Linked DNA regions of Homo sapiens: region 2 is linked to region 1. The links are chromatin loops, found by intact Hi-C in ENCODE. Cell type or tissue: ascending aorta. All regions are shown on one strand.

Region 1 (8,000 bases):
GTCATAGGCTCTTGGGAAATCTCCTTTTGACAAGCAGCTATTAGCTTGCCATGGAATCTTACTGAAATTGAATGCCTGGCCAGTGAAGGCCTTGTGACTTTAATCTAATAGTCTTCACTTTGGGATGGGTCAACTTGGACTCTGACTGTAGGAAGAGCCCAGTCTATCTCTCTTGTAAAATGCAATGAAAATAAAATAGCCAAGAACACAGCTGGCTTGGCTCCAGCATCGTCTCAGCTTTACATTTAAAAGTGACAATTATCCTTTTGAGAGAAGCTTTATCGCTTATTCAGACTTCTAAAATAAAGTAACCAGCTCAACAGGGCTCTCAGTTCACAAAGATTCCCCTAAATGCCTGTGCCTCACTAACTGTTAAACCAAACTAATACTGTTGAGTGTTTAACTGGCCTCCTCAAAAATCTACTGAAATAATTTCTGATTTTACCCTCTGTCACCTCTTCTGGTTCACACATCTTGTAAGATTGGTCACTCAATGTGGCTGTCACCTGAAAGTAGTTATTTTCCCTTAATCATTACTTGGGTGTATAGTAGGTTGAATTGTGCTCCCCTAAAATTCATGTATATCTGGGACCTCAGAATGTACCCTTACTAAGAAAAACCATCTATGCTGATGTACTTAGTTATGGATCTTGGGATGAATTCATCCTGGATTTGAGGTTGGCCCTAAATTCAAAGAATTTTAGACCAATATCCCTGATGAACACCGATGCAAAAATCCTCAATAAAATACTGGCAAACCAAATCCAGCAGCACATCAAAAAGCTTATCCACCATGATCAAGTGGGCTTCATCCCTGGGCTGCAAGGCTGGTCCAACATACGCAAATCAATAAATGCAATCCAGCATATAAACAGAACCAAAGACAAAAACCACATGATTATCTCAATAGATGCAGAAAAGGCCTTTGACAAAATTCAACAACGCTTCACGCTAAAAACTCTCAATAAATTAGGTATTGATGGGACATATCTCAAAATAATAAGAGCTATCTACGACAAACCCACAGCCAATATCATACTGAATGGGCAAAAACTGGAAGCATTCCTTTTGAAAACTGGCACAAGATAGGGATGCCCTCTCTCACCATTCCTATTCATCATAGTGTTGGAAGTTCTGGCCAGGGCAATCAGGCAGGAGAAAGAAATAAAGGGTATTCAATTAGGAAAAGAGGAAGTCAAATTGTCCCTGTTTGCAGATGACTTGATTGCATATCTAGAAAACCCCATTGTCTCAGCCCAAAATCTCTTTAACCTGATAAGCAACTTCAGCAAAGTCTCAGGATACAATATCAATGCGCAAAAATCACAAGCATTCTTATACATCAATAACAGACAAGCAGAGAACCAAATCATGAGTGAACTCCCATTCACAATTGCTTCAAAGAGAATAAAATACCTAGGAATCCAACTTAGAAGGGATGTGAAGGACCTCTTCAAGGAGAACTACAAACCACTGCTCAACAAAATAAAAGAGGATACAAAGAAATGGAAGAACATTCCATGCTCATGGATAGGAAGAATCAATATTGTGAAAATGGCCATACTGCCCAAGGTAATTTATAGATTCAATGCCATCCCCATCAAGCTACCAATGACTTTCTTCACTTAATTGAAAAAAACTACTTTAAAGTTCATATGGAACCAAAAAAGAGCCTGCATTGCCAAGTCAATCCTAAGCCAAAAGAACAAAGCTGGAGGCATCATGCTACCTGACTTCAAACTATACTACAAGCCTACAGCAACCAAAACAGCATGGTACTGGTATCAAAACAGAGATATAGACCAATGAAACAGAACAGAGCCCTCAGAAATAATACCACACATCTACAACTATCTGATCTTTGACAAACCAGACAAAAACAAGAAATGGGGAAAGGATTCCCTATTTAACAAATGGTGCTGGGAAAACTGGCTGGCCATATGTAGAAAGCTGAAACTGGATCCCTTCCTTACACCTTATACCAAAATTAATTCAAGATGGATTAAAGACTTAAACGTTAGACCTAAAACCATTAAAAACCCTAGAAGAAAACCTAGGCAATACCATTCAGGACATAGGTATGAGGAAGGACTTCATGTCTAAAACACCAAAAGCAATGGCAACAAAAGCCAAAATTGACAAATGGGATCTAATTAAACTAAAGAGCTTCTGCACAGCAAAAGAAACTACCATCAGAGTGAACAGGCAACCTACAGAATGGGAGAAAATTTTTGCAATCTACTCCTCTGACAAAGGGCTAATATCCAGAATCTACAAAGAACTCAAACAAATTCACAAAAAAAAAAAACAAAAAACCCCATCAAAAAGTGGGAGAAGGATATGAACAGACACTTCTCAAAAGAAGACATTTATGTAGCCAACAGACACATGAAAAAATGCTCATCATCACTGGCCATCAGAGAAATGCAAATCAAAACCACAATGAGATACCATCTCACACCAGTTAGAATGGCAATCCTTAAAAAGTCAGGAAACAACAGGTGCTGGAGAGGATGTGGAGAAATAGGAACACTTTTACACTGTTGGTGGGACTGTAAACTAGTTCAACCATTGTGGAAGTCAGTATGGCGATTCCTCAGGGATCTAGAAATAGAAATACCATTTGACCCAGCCATCCCATTACTGGGTATATACCTAAAGGAATATAAATCATGCTGCTATAAAGATACATGCACACATATGTTTATTGTGGCACTATTCACAATAGGAAAGACTTGGAACCAAGCCAAATGTCCAACAATGATAGACTGGATTAAGAAAATGTGGCACATATACACCATGGAATACTATGCAGCCATAACAAAGGATGTGTTCCTGTCCTTTGTGGGGACATGGATGAAGCTGGAAACCATCATTCTCAGCAAACTGTCGCAAGGACAAAAAACCAACCACCACATGTTCTCACTCATAGGTGGGAATTGAACAATGAGAACACTTGGACACAGGAAGGGGAACATCACCCACCAGGGCCTGTTGTGGGGTGGGGGGTGGTGGGAGGGATAGCGTTAGGAGATATACCTGATGTAAATGACGAATTAATTGGTGCAGCACACCAACATGGCACATGTATACATATGCAACAAGCCTGCACGTTGTGAATACGTACCCTAGAACTTAAAGTATAATAAAAATATATATATAAAAGAAAACACAGGGAGATTTGGACATAGAGAGACACACAGAAGCCCATGTGAAGATGAAGGCAGAAATTGGAGTTATGTTGCCATAAGTCAGGGAATTCCAGGAGCCACCAGAAACTGGAAGAGTCAAGGAAAGATTCTTCCTTAACACTTCAGAGAGAGCATGTCCCTGTCTATTTTGTACTTCTGGCCATCAGATCAAGGAAAGAATAAATTTCTGCTGATTTAAGCCACCAAGTGTATGACCATTTGTTATAGCAGTCTTAGGAAACAAACATACTGGGTAATAATAAAGAAGAAGGAAAGGAGGGTGCTATAAATGAATTTTGAAAATTTGGAATTTCAACCTGTCCTTTCCAGGGTATGATGCATCTTTCTTTCCCCTAACTGCAACCCCAGATTGGCCTGGTCATGTACCTTTCAGGTACAACTTGGCCAAAAGTGGGGGCATAGTGTATTCAAATTCAGTTCTGGCTCAGCCATCTGGAGTTTGCTCTTGGATTGACGTGGTCCTAGATCATACAAATAATGACCACTTGGTTGAATATACCTGCTGGTAGAGTTCTTCTATATAGAGACCCATGAGGGCCAAAGCAGGAAGCCTGATGTCTCTCTGTGAATTTTATAAAAATATTATCTGTGGCACCAGCTGCTGAAGGTGGTATAATCAAAGCTTAGGAATGGATGCGGAGAGGTGGTCGTCTCTACTCAGTGCACCACTGTGGACTTGGCAGCAGATCTTCCCATCAGGACTGAGAAGCATGAGCTGAAAGTGACCTCTTCTCAGGCTTCTGCAGCAGCTCCACCCCACTGAAGGTGAATGTGTACTGGGGGAGGGTTGTTGTTGTTTTTTTTTGTTGAGACAGAATCTTGCTGTGTTGCCCAGGCTGGAGTGTAGTGGGGCAATCTCGGCTCACTCCAAGCTCCGCCTCCCAGGTTCACGCCATTCTCCTGCCTCAGCCTCCCCAAGTAGCTGGGACTACAGGCGCCCACCATCACGTCCGGTTAAATTTTTGTATTTTTAGTAGAGACGGGGTTTCACCGTGTTAGCCAAAATGGTCTCGATCTCCTGACCTCATGATTGAGGGAGGGTTTTTTTTTTTTAATGCATCTCTATTGCCTCTTTTCCTGCCCCTACATGCTATTTCTTACTCCTAAATGCCATCTACTGGAAGAACCCTGAATTACATCACCATACAAAGTTACGCTGCTACCACAGGCAATGTCTGAGAAAACCATAGCACAAACCTATCTGCAACCAAGGAACATGTACAGAGCCTTGACACCATGAAAGCACCCAGAAATGAAGCCAATAAATTATACACAGCACACACCACAGTAATACCCTCAAGGGAAAAAAGAATTAAAAATCAAGAAGCTCCTTACAAGCGATAGCAAATCAAAAAAAAAAAAATCAGTTATCTCAGATGAGAAGAAACCAGTGCAAGAATTCCAGCAACACAAAAAGCCAGATTGTTTCATCATCTCCAAAGGATAGTTCTCAAGTAATTCATCCTATCTGGAATGAAATGTCTGAAATGACTGGTATAGAATTCAGGATGTGGATGGCAAAGAAACTCAATGAGATCTAAGAGAAAATTGAAATCCAACACAAAGAAGGCAGAAAAATGATCAAAAAATTGAAAGACAACATAGCTATATTAAGAAAGAACCAAACAGAACTTAGAGAATTGAAAATTTCACTACAGAAATTTCAAAATACAATTGGAAGCTTTAATAACATACTAAACCAAACAGAAGAAAGAATTTCAGACTTTGAAGACAGATCCTTCAAATCAACCCAATCAGGCAAAACCAAAGAATGAAGAATTTAAAATTATGAACAAAGCTTTAAAGGAATATGGGATTATGTAAAGTGACCAAATCTATAACTTATTGGAATTCCTGAGAGCGAAGAGGAAAGTAAGCAAATTGAAAACATGTTTGAGGATATAATTCATGAAACTTTCCCCAATCTTGCTAGAGGTTGACACGTAGATACAAGAAATCCAGAAAACTCCTGTGAGATACTGTACAAAATTACTATCCCCAAGGCACAGTCATCAGACTATCAAAGGTCAATGAGAAAGAAAAAATCTTAAAGGCAGCTAGAGAAAAAGGTAATATTACCTATAAAAAGAAACCCATCAGATTAACAGCAGATTTCTCAGTAGAACTTTATTAGTGTACCATTTTTAGCAATCTTAAAAAAGGAAATTCCAACCAGGAATTTTCTATTCCTCCAAACTAAGCTTCATAAATGAAGGAAAAATAAAATCTTTCTTAGCCAAGCAATCACTGAGGGAATTCATTACCATGAGGCCCTGTAAGAGGTTTTTAAGGGAGTTCTAAACATGGAAATGAAAGAACAATATATGTTACCACAAAAGTACACATAAGAACATAGCCTACAGACTCTATAAAACAACTACACAATAAAAACTACAAAGCAACTGGTAAAAAATACCACAAGAAAAAAAGCTCACATATCACTATTAACCTTGAACATGAATTACCTAAATGCTCCACTTAAATGACATAGATTGGCAAATTGGATAAAAAAAAACAAGATCCATCCTTCTCTTGTGTTCAAGAGACCCATTTTACATGTAATGACACCCCCAGGCTCAAAGCAAAGGGATAGAGACAGATCTATCACACAAATGGAAAACAGAAAGGAGGAGTGGCCACTTTTCTTATATTAGATAAAGTAGACTTTAAACCAACAACAGGAGAAAAGAAAACAAGAAGGCATTACATAATGATAAAATGTTCAACTCAACAAGAAGACTTAATTATCCTAAATATATATAGACTCAAATTTGGAGGGCCTAGACTTCTAAAACAATGACTTCCAGACGTAAGAAAAGATTTAGACAGTTACACAATAATAGTGGGGAACTTCAAAACCTCACTGACAGCATTAGACAGATCACTGAGGCAGAAAACTAACAAAAAATTCTGGGCTTAAATTCAAGACTTGACCAATTGGATCTAATAGAAATCTACAGACTATCCCACCCAACAACCACAGAATACATATTATTCTTATCTGCACATGGAACATACTTTAAGATTACCACCTGCTCAGTCATAAAGCAAGTCTTAATAAATTTTAAAATATTGAAATCATAACAACCATCTTGTAAGACCACAGGGAATAAAAATAGAAATCAATACCAAGAGTAGCTCTTGCAGCCACACAAATACATGGAAACTAAACAAGTTGTTTCTGAGTGACTTTTTGGTAAACAACAAAATTAAGGCAGAAATGTAAAAATTCTTTGAATCAAATGAAAATAGAGGCACAACATACCAAAACCCCTGGAATGCAGCAAAAGCAGTGTTAAGAGGAAAGCTTATAGTGCTAAAAATGCCTACATCAAAAGATAGAAAGATCTCAAATTAACAACCTAACCTCATATCTGAAGAAAGTAGGAAAACAAGAGCAAACTAACCCCAAACCTAGCAGAAGAAAAGAAATAACTAAAGTCTGAGCAGAACTAAATGAAATTCAGACCAATAGAATCATACAAAGTTTCAATAAAATAAAAAGTTGGTTGCCTTTTGAACGGATAAACAAGATTGATAGACCGCTGGCTGTATTAACAAAGAAAAAAAGACAAGAGATCCAAATAAGCACAATCAGAAATGACAAATGTGACATCACAACAAATCACACAGAAATACAAAAGATCCTCAGAGACTACTATGAACATGTCTATGCACACAAACTAGAAATTCTAGAGGAAATGGATAAATTCCTGGAAACATACCACTTCCTAAGATAGAACCAAGAAGAAAATTAAATTCTGAACAGACTAATAACTATTAATGAAATTGAATTGGTAATAAGTAACCTACTAAGCAAAATAGCCCTGGACCATATGGATTAATAGCCAAATTCTACCAGATGTACAAGGAAGAACTGGAAACAATCCTACTGAAACTAGGATAAAGGGGGAGAAACTTCTCCCAACCTCATTCTGTGAAACCAGTATCATCCTGATACCAAAATATGGCAGAGACACAACAAAAAAGAAAACTATAGGTCAATCCTCTGATGAACATAGATGCAAATATCCTCAACAAAATACTAGCAAACTTAATCCAGTAACATATCAAAAAGTTAAATCACCACAAGCCAGCTTTATTTCTGGGATGCAAGGATGGTTCAACATAGGCAAATCAGTAAATGTGACTCACCATATAAAACAAATTAAAAACTAAAACCATATAATCATTCAATAGATGCAAGAAAGCATTTGACAAATCCAAAATCCTTTCATAATAAAAACCTTCAACAATCTAGGCATTGAAGAAACAAATCTAAAAATAGTAAGAATGATCTATGAAAAACCCACAGCCAACATCATACTGAATGGGCAAAAGCTGGCAGCATTCTCCATAAGTACTGGGAAAAGACAAGATTTTCCACTCATTACATAATAGTATTCAACTTAGTATCGAAGAGCTAAGCCAGAGCAATCAGGCAGGCAATACAAATAAAAGGCATCTAAATACAAAAAGAGGAAATCAAATTATCTCTCGTCACTGACAATATGATTCTTTATCCATAAAACCCTAAAGATTCTGCCAAAAGACTCCCAGCCCTGATAAATGAATTTGGCAGTGTTTCAGGATACAAACTCAATGGATAAAAATCAGTAGCATGTCTATACAACAATAATGTTCAAGCTGAGAACCAAATCAAGAACACAAAACCACTTACAGTAACCACATGCAAAAATAAAATACCTGGTATTACATTTAACCCAGGAGGTGAAAGACTTCCACAATGAGGAGTAGAACATACTGCTGAAAATATTATAGATGACA
Region 2 (8,000 bases), 690 kb before region 1:
TGAGGCACACTGGTCTGCCCAGGTCTCTGTTATGGATTTGATGTATAAACTTGGGCACTGTTCCACAGATCTACTCTGGCTTCTCACTGGTCCTCTAACAGCACTGTAAGTATTGAGATTAATAAAATGTGCTCAGCTTCTCGGTGAAAAGACACAATGGAAATCCAAGTTACAATTGTGCTTCTCACTTCATTGAAAAGGGAGAAAGATTGTCATTCAGAGTATGCTACAGAACTATTTTAAGCCTTTAGAACATAATAATTAGAACAGCAAAATTAAAGGTTCTGTCACAATTCCACCCACCAATCAAATGGGAAAAGAGCAGCAGCTAGGAATTTAAAAGAGTGTAATTGCTCTCTCAGAACTTAAAAAATGCTACATGAATTAAGGATAAAATGCCTTTTATACTCTCAACTTTTAAGTCTTTTATTCAATTATTCAGATGAAACCACATAATCCACGCATGCACTAACATCATGGGCTCTTCAAACAGGAATAGATTTAGAGATCAATTAATCCAAAGTTCTCAATTACAGCTGGTGAATTTGAAGCCAGGAATATAGACAACTCCATAGAGTTTCCACAGCTAGTTAGTTATGGAAGCTAGTTAGTTACAGAACTCTATTTATGATGTACAACATTTATTTTATACATTGTTAAAGATATCATATACATGTGCATATTCAGAAACACATTGGCCTACATTTGCCTACACAGAATATCACGAAATGTCCTATAATGGAGGCTTAACCCCTGGCATCAATGCTATAAAGGCTTCTACTAGCTTTTAGCAGAAATAGTCAGAAAAGTGCCTTTTTGAAGAAAAAAAAAATGGCTGCCGCGTATTTAGGAAAACATCAGATTTCAATCATTGGAATCAAATTTGACCTTTTCATCAGCAAGAACAAATTTAAGTTTGCTTCCAGATGCAGAACAATTCATATAGTATTAAAGGAAAAAGGGGAGTAGAAGAACATAAGGGAAGAAGGAAGAAGGAAACAAGGATGTCCAAAAAAAAGCTGAAAGTATTTTAGCTGAAGTAAGTTATTTTTAAAAATCAGGATGATCGTAACAAATGCATAGAGGTATTGGATGATGGCAGAACTTCCAACTTCTGAACAATGAAAACATAAGGAAAATGCTGGGTAAAGCTACAAAAACTGATCATTTCCTATGGCGGTTTTAAGTGTAGATGCATAGTGTATGGTTATGGACTCAGGCTCTGGAATCTTTGACTCTTGGTCCCACTGTGTGCTAATTCTGTTATTTTTTGTTTGGACTATTGCTTAAATTCTCGGAGATTCAATTTCTTTATTTGTTATACTAGTGTCTGGCCCATACAACACATTCGTCAAATACTTGTGGAATGAGGACCCGCATTTGGAAGTGTATAGTGAAAAAGGCTGCTCTGCCTATGGAGTAGCCATTTTTTATTCCTTTGCTTTCCTAATAAACTTGCTTTTACTTTACTCTAAAAAAAAAAAGAAGAATATATAGTGAAAAGAATTGAGAATGAGCAAATTACTTTTAAGTACAGTTACAGGAAAATATTAGTATGACTTAAAATTAATATGACTATACAAAAGTTATAGCTCCTGGCCCAATGTGGTGGCTCACACCTGTAATCCCAACACTTTGGGAGGCCAAGGTGGACAGATCATCTGAGCTCAGGAGTTCGAGACCAGCTTGGCCAACATGACAAAACCCTGTCTCTACTAAAGATACCAAAAATTAGCTGGGTGTGGTGGCACACACCTGTAGTCCCAGCTACTCAGGAGGCTGAGGCCAGAGAATCGCTTGAACCCGGGAGGCAGAGGTTGCAGTGAGCCAAGATCGCACCAATGCACTCCAGCCTGGGTGACAGAACGAGACTCCGTCTCAAGAAAAGGTGTTATAGTTCCTTTTCTCAAGTAACCACCAGTCTTATAAGGGAGGCAAGTAAACAACAGACTGTTAAATGGCAAGAAATACACAAAATGAGCAACATATGTGAGGCTTGGAGAATCCGGAGGAAGCAGTTGTCTCTCAATGGCTTTTCTCTTTTCCCCTTCCTCCCCCACCATCTCCATATGAAGCCTTAGAGACCTGGGCAGATCTTCATCTTTTGTTGGGAGCCACCTTCTTATATATTGATAGACTAATATTTTAGTTTTTAAAGACATATGCCTCATAAAAAACTTCTCTGAAAACATAATTTTGGGAAGTTTGGGTCAGGGTATGACTGTAAGGTTTAAGCTGGCAGCCAAGGTGTTTCAAATAAATTAAAAAAAGGTTTTTTTAGCCTGTCAAAAGGTACTTGTGGTACTATTTCAGAATTAACCAAACTCTATTAAGTAAGGGCTACTTAATCAAACCATGAATGATTTTATGGTTAGTTTTTGAGAAGATCAAATTAAAGCATGGTTTCATTTATTTTAAATTTTTCTTAAAGATTTAAAAAATACTCCTTGTTCCAAAACACATTTTAAAAAAATCTCATGAATCGTTTGAGAGAGGGGAGCCATGTTTAAAAGAAAGACACAAAAAGATGTCTATAGTTTGTTATGCTAATAGTTTGCTGTGGAAACATCTAAAGGTAAGACATTAGGTACTCAGTGTAATGGTCACCTTCATTCCTAACAGCTGCCCTCTGGCAGTGAAAAGAGCGTAATTCTCTCTTGTCTGCTTTTCTCCAGGACAACAATGAGTAAAGCCATCACACAGAAGAGGGCTGTGGTGAAGGACCAGCATGGAAAACGCATTGACTTGGAGCACCTGGAGGATGTACCAGAAGCACTAGACCAGGACGACCTCCAGCGCGATCTCCAGCAGCTCCTTCGGCATTTCTGCAAGGAGGACTTGAAGCAAGAGGCCAAGTGAGGGGCTGCCCAGTTCTCACACCAGAAACCACACATTCACTCAATATGCAGCTTCCTGTTTCAGTAGGGGAGTGACCTAACTGGCCTAATTAATGGGATACCCCGACATTTCCACTGTTAGCAAATATACGGCATTTTGCTTTAGTTTTCCCCCATCCTCTTTAACTATAAAGCTAATTTGTGACCAAAGATGGCATCCTTCATACTGGATGCTGTATCCAATACTTTGTTGTGTCTGTGCTAACCTGGGAACTGGCCACCTCCATTGTTCTTTGCTTCTGCACAAGATCCATGAAAATCCATTGATCAGAAGAACTTCACCTGCAGACCTCTTCAAGTGACACTATGTAGGAATCCTTCCAAGGAATATCTATGTACAATGTATATAGCTGAAATGCTCAGATGAACAACATATTAAAATTAAAACCACTGCCTATTGTAACTACACTGGGCATCAGAATAAAAGGCCTCTAGAAATTGCTGAACAATGGTTAATTAAGATATTGCTAACACAATCGAGTGATAATACAGTTTTACTGCAAAAGAAGCACTTCAAACCTATTATGTCCTTAGAACTTCCAGAGTAGCCACTGCTCCCAGTTAAAGGTGGGTCAGTAGCCTTGCAGAACTGTCCTGAGAAGTTATTGCTGGTGCTGGCCAGCCATGGCTTAGGACTCCAACAGCCACTCTGAGGGAGGGGAGAAGGGAGCAGAGGCCACGCAGAATGAACCGATGGGGTATTCAGTTGCTGGCAGCTACATTGTGTGGCATTCTAGCATCTTCAGGTCTTTAGATCTTGGACAAGTTGGCAGGGTATTTTAAAAGCTATAACTACTGTAGTTTTCCAGTTTTCATTGCTGCTTTAGCAAACCACGCTGTCTTACAGTGGTACTTTCTTCTGGCCACTGCACTGTAGATAATTCATTGGAAACAAGATTTACCCACTACATAAAAGGTTAAACTCCTTCAGTATGTTGGAGTGGTTTCTTTTTTTTTTTCTTTCTTTCTTTTTTTTCTTCAGGTTTATATCTTCTCTAATACCTGCATGTGGCGTTTAAAAATCAAGACCACGGTCAAACCCCTCTTCTAATCACATTAATTGTTTCCATTCTTTTTACCCTGAGTGAGCACTTTTCACTTTCCAGCTAGGTCTGTTTTTCAGCTTGCAGACAAGATTGAGAAATCCTTGAAAATTTGGTTTTGGTTAAAATTTTTGGTTTATTTATTTGAAATCCACACTCCCTTGGAAACTCTTAAGTGCATTTGTGCACTTCTGTTTGTTTGTCTCAAAGAAGGGACTGTAACAATCTGAGTAATTTCCATGTCCTCTTCCTTATTCCTCTAGTGGTTGAAGCTGTGTAGCATTTTAACATATATATATTCACAAATATATTCATATAAACAGTATACATTTTGAATCAGTCATTTGTTAAAGAAAAGTATATTCAATGAAGATGAAATTTAAATAAAAAAGGACAGAGTCTATCCTCCAGGGATTGAACATTTTCCAATTATCTGGTCTTTTCCTGTTGTGCAAAAATGACTCATTGCTCCGAATGTCAAAAACAAATGCGACAAACAATGGCACTTCATCATTTAAAGTAATGTTGCCAAGAGAAAAAATTTCCTGGGAGGGAGGTTTCCCACAAGCCAAATCTCCTAAGCCTCAAATGCTAGCACTTTTTGGCAGTTGGATAGGAAATGAGACATTCTTTGGCAGCCAAAATAAGAGAGGCCGATGGTGAAACTTTTTGAGACACCCTATGGCCTTCTTGTCAAAACCTTCACTGGAGCTCAAGAAAAGCATTTCTGTTGTGTTATTTGCAGTGCAGATGATGTCTGTGTAACAACATAATGGTTATTCACCTTTTTTTGATTTTGATTTTTGCTGTGTTATCAAAAACTTGAATACTGTGAGAAGAAGTGAATTTTCAGTTGACGAATCAGCATCTTGTTCCCATGGTGATAACACTAATTGAATATATCTATGAGGGCATGTATTAGTTAATGGAAAAAAAAATACAACACTAACAATACATAGCTGCAATGTGTACAATGGCTGATTTAATTAAATAAAATGTACAAGTGTTAAATGTGGCAACGGTGATTTGTTCTTCTTTATCATGAATCTGTGATTTCAGGAGAATAAGAGGTTTTAAAAAGTTGAGCTAGACTTGAAACCAACAGAAAGACACAAATTGCTTTTTTTCTTATGGTTTTTATTTAGTCGCTGAATATGCTATATGCCTGGCACTGGATTAAGCACTGGGATAAATAGATTTTGCCTCTGCCCTCAAGAAATTCTTATTGTTCTTGTTATGCAAAAGAAGAAAATGAGGATTTTTGTTTTGGATCACTACTAAATGAAAGAAAATAGGAATTTGGGGACTTGCAGGGGATGAGAAAGGGTAAGTGGGATTGGCAGCACAGCAAGACTGGTTTGGTTCTCTCCCATGAGGCCATGGCTGTCACTAAATACTTTCTGTCTTTGGGAACAGCAGTTGGCTCTGGAGTTTTCTTTCTGTCTTAGAGCCTGAGAATTTAAAATTAAATGGATATATTAATATAAATAAAGACAGGGTAGGACTATGGAAAATCAAAATCAGTTGTGTGTGGAGAGTTTTGTTTCATTTTTTGAAAAATCCCTTTACTGTTGCTTTAATATTTTTTACAGTAAAAACAAAACAAAAAAGACATGATTTAGAAATTGAGTAGGTTTTATTTAAATCTTATCTGGTATGAGACAGGAAGCTCACTGGATCTGATTTCTATCCTTGGTTGATTTACAGGTCTTCTGAACTTAAAATACCAATTATGCTTGACATTTTTCAAAGAAAACAGTTAAAAATAATTCCAAAGTAGGAGTGTCTGTGTGATCATCTCTCTCCTTCTCATTTGTTTAATGTGCTGTACTTTCTACTTACAGGAACTCTGGGCTTGTGTTACTTTGGGTTTGATTAAGGAAATCAAAGCATCAGAGAAGATTCAATGTCTTCTCATGTTTAATTATTTGCTGTGCAAAACCCATTTTTGTAAAAGAACTTCAGTGAGTCATATGCCGTTTTACAGAAGTATATTTAAAGGTAGGGTGGGGGAAACTTCCAGACTGAGAGAAGATTATGCACCACTCATAAATCATTTGTATTAGTCATGAAGAGGTGAAAGTGACATATAAGCACTCGGAAACAGGCTTGAATTGAATTTGAAATTAGTTTGCTCGTGGAGTCACTTGATTTCTGTAAGCATGGAGAGTCTGGGTGTGGGCAAGTAGTCAGGCAAATGAATAAATCAGATAAAGAGAAGTTAAACGTAGGTCTAGTGAGAACCAAAATCACTACGAGGTTCTCCTGAATAACAGAATAAAAATGAACTGCTTGCTTTCATCATGCTCTAAAAGAAAATATTTCAAAGTCTATGTCTTTGGTTGCCACCTCTGCTTAAAAACTATATGCTCCTTCCTTCATTTAAGGTATCATTTCTCTTTCTAATCTAATTGAAGCTAGAATTACAATCATAGACTGAATCACCAAAGTAAGAAAATCTTTTAGATATCTGTGCGGTGGGGATGGAGGGGGCGATGTCCTGAACACAAATTAAAATACTCCTATTGGGTTATACTCAGGCCTTCTGGGAAAAACAAAAGTACTCCCTGGCTTTAAATTAGTTCCACAGTATGAAGTAAATAGTGCATATGGATAGACTTTGGATGGAGCTATTATCTATGGTAAACAGAGACATTTGGCAGTGGCACATGTAATATTTCAAGAGATGTCTTCAGTCACTGGAGACATTCAGTTGTTCAGTTCATGGAATGTTTCCATGAGGCAATGTGACAAATTGGTAAGTGTGTTATCTTACAGTAAGACCTGGATTGGAATCAGTCCAGCTCTGTCTAGCCCCCTTCCATGACTTTGTAAAGGTTTATCGACTGGATGACAATTTCCTCATCAGTAAAATAGGAGACACTGCTACTAGCCTTGGATGCATCTCACTGCTCCAGGCAGGGAAGGTCAGCCAGCCCTGGCCTGTCTGTCACTCCTTAGTGTAGAAGAGCCCCTGTTGTGCAAGTATCCTTGATGTCCGTTCATTGTGGATCCCTGTTTGTGACCCTCTGCCTCTTTGTGTAGGAGTCAGCCTCGGGGTAGGTGTTAAAGGCATTAGCTTACCCCTGTAGGTTAGAAAATACAGTTAAATCTTTTCCTATTATAATGAGAATCACAGGGATGTTGTCAGTTAAGCCCTTCGATTCACTTCCCATTTGGAGGAAGGACTCTTCAGGATCTCTTTCTGTTTCTTCAGTGGGCCCTGTATTAGTCAGGGTTCTCTAGAAGGACAGAACTAATAGGATAGATATGTATACGGGGAGTTTATTAAGGAGTATTAAATCACATGATCTCAAGGTCCCACTATAGGCTGTCTGCAAGCTGAGGAGGAAGGAAGCCAGTCCGAGTCCCAAAGCTGAAGAACTTAGAGTCCAATGTTTGAGGGCAGGAAGCATCCAGTGTGGGAGAAAGATGTAGTCTGGGAGGCTAAGCCAGTCTAGTCTTTTCACATTTTTCTGTCTGCTTTATATTCTGGCCATGCTGGCAGCTGGATTAGATGGTGCCCATCCAGATTGAGGGTGTCCCTGCCTTTCCCAGCCCACAGACTCTAATGTTAATCTCCTTTGTCAACACTCTCACAGACACACCCAAGATCAATACTTTGCATCCTTCAATCCAATAAAGTTGACACTCATTATCAACCATCACAGGCCCTTATAACTCGGTTCTGGTTTCCATTCCTTTTTCTTCCCCCACACTCTCTATTTTGAGGTGTTCTTTTTTTCTTACCTGTCAAAACTGACTACAGAATTGGAGAGAGTCACTCAAACTCCCCTACTGAATGGCTATGCCCCCATTAGCAGCAGGTCCTCCACAGCTGCTACAGAGCATTGTGGGCAGGGTCTGGGCTTGACTGGAGGTGGCTATGGACACCTCAGCTGCCTTTATGATGTGCAGAAAAAACTGAATCATGATATCCACAAAAAATACACATACGCATTGTGCCAGTTTTTCCTGGCTGTTGATCAGAACTCAGACCTCGTCTAGGCTGTGCTACAGAACTCACATGGCACTGGTACAGCAGCAACTTCTGGATGAA

What was found. Hi-C counts contacts between places; a loop is a spot of excess contacts. Peaks named below come from ENCODE experiments on the same cell type or tissue, not always from the same donor. Only the 100,000 strongest peaks of a DNase experiment are listed, where the experiment ranks them.
Region 2: it touches region 1 in a loop (2.4-fold over the local background); 49 of 110 quality-filtered maps call a loop at or near these places.

What each region holds. Positions count from the first base shown.
Region 1 is chr4:114,066,875-114,074,874 of GRCh38, forward strand. No RefSeq gene overlaps it. Among named protein-coding and RNA genes, the nearest start is that of ARSJ, 91 kb to the left of the region's middle. In ascending aorta, a CTCF peak has its summit at 4,333 (motif pointing left); no DNase peak of the experiment used is centred here.
Region 2 is chr4:113,378,782-113,386,781 of GRCh38, forward strand. It overlaps ANK2 (ankyrin 2), which reads left to right. Exons shown (of 46, transcript NM_001148.6): 46 at 2,676-4,955. The coding sequence ends at 2,690. Among named protein-coding and RNA genes, the nearest start is that of MIR8082, 230 kb to the left of the region's middle. RefSeq lists an enhancer at 6,697-7,426. In ascending aorta, no CTCF peak of the experiment used is centred here; a DNase peak (open chromatin) is centred at 4,560; H3K27ac peaks cover 2,649 bases.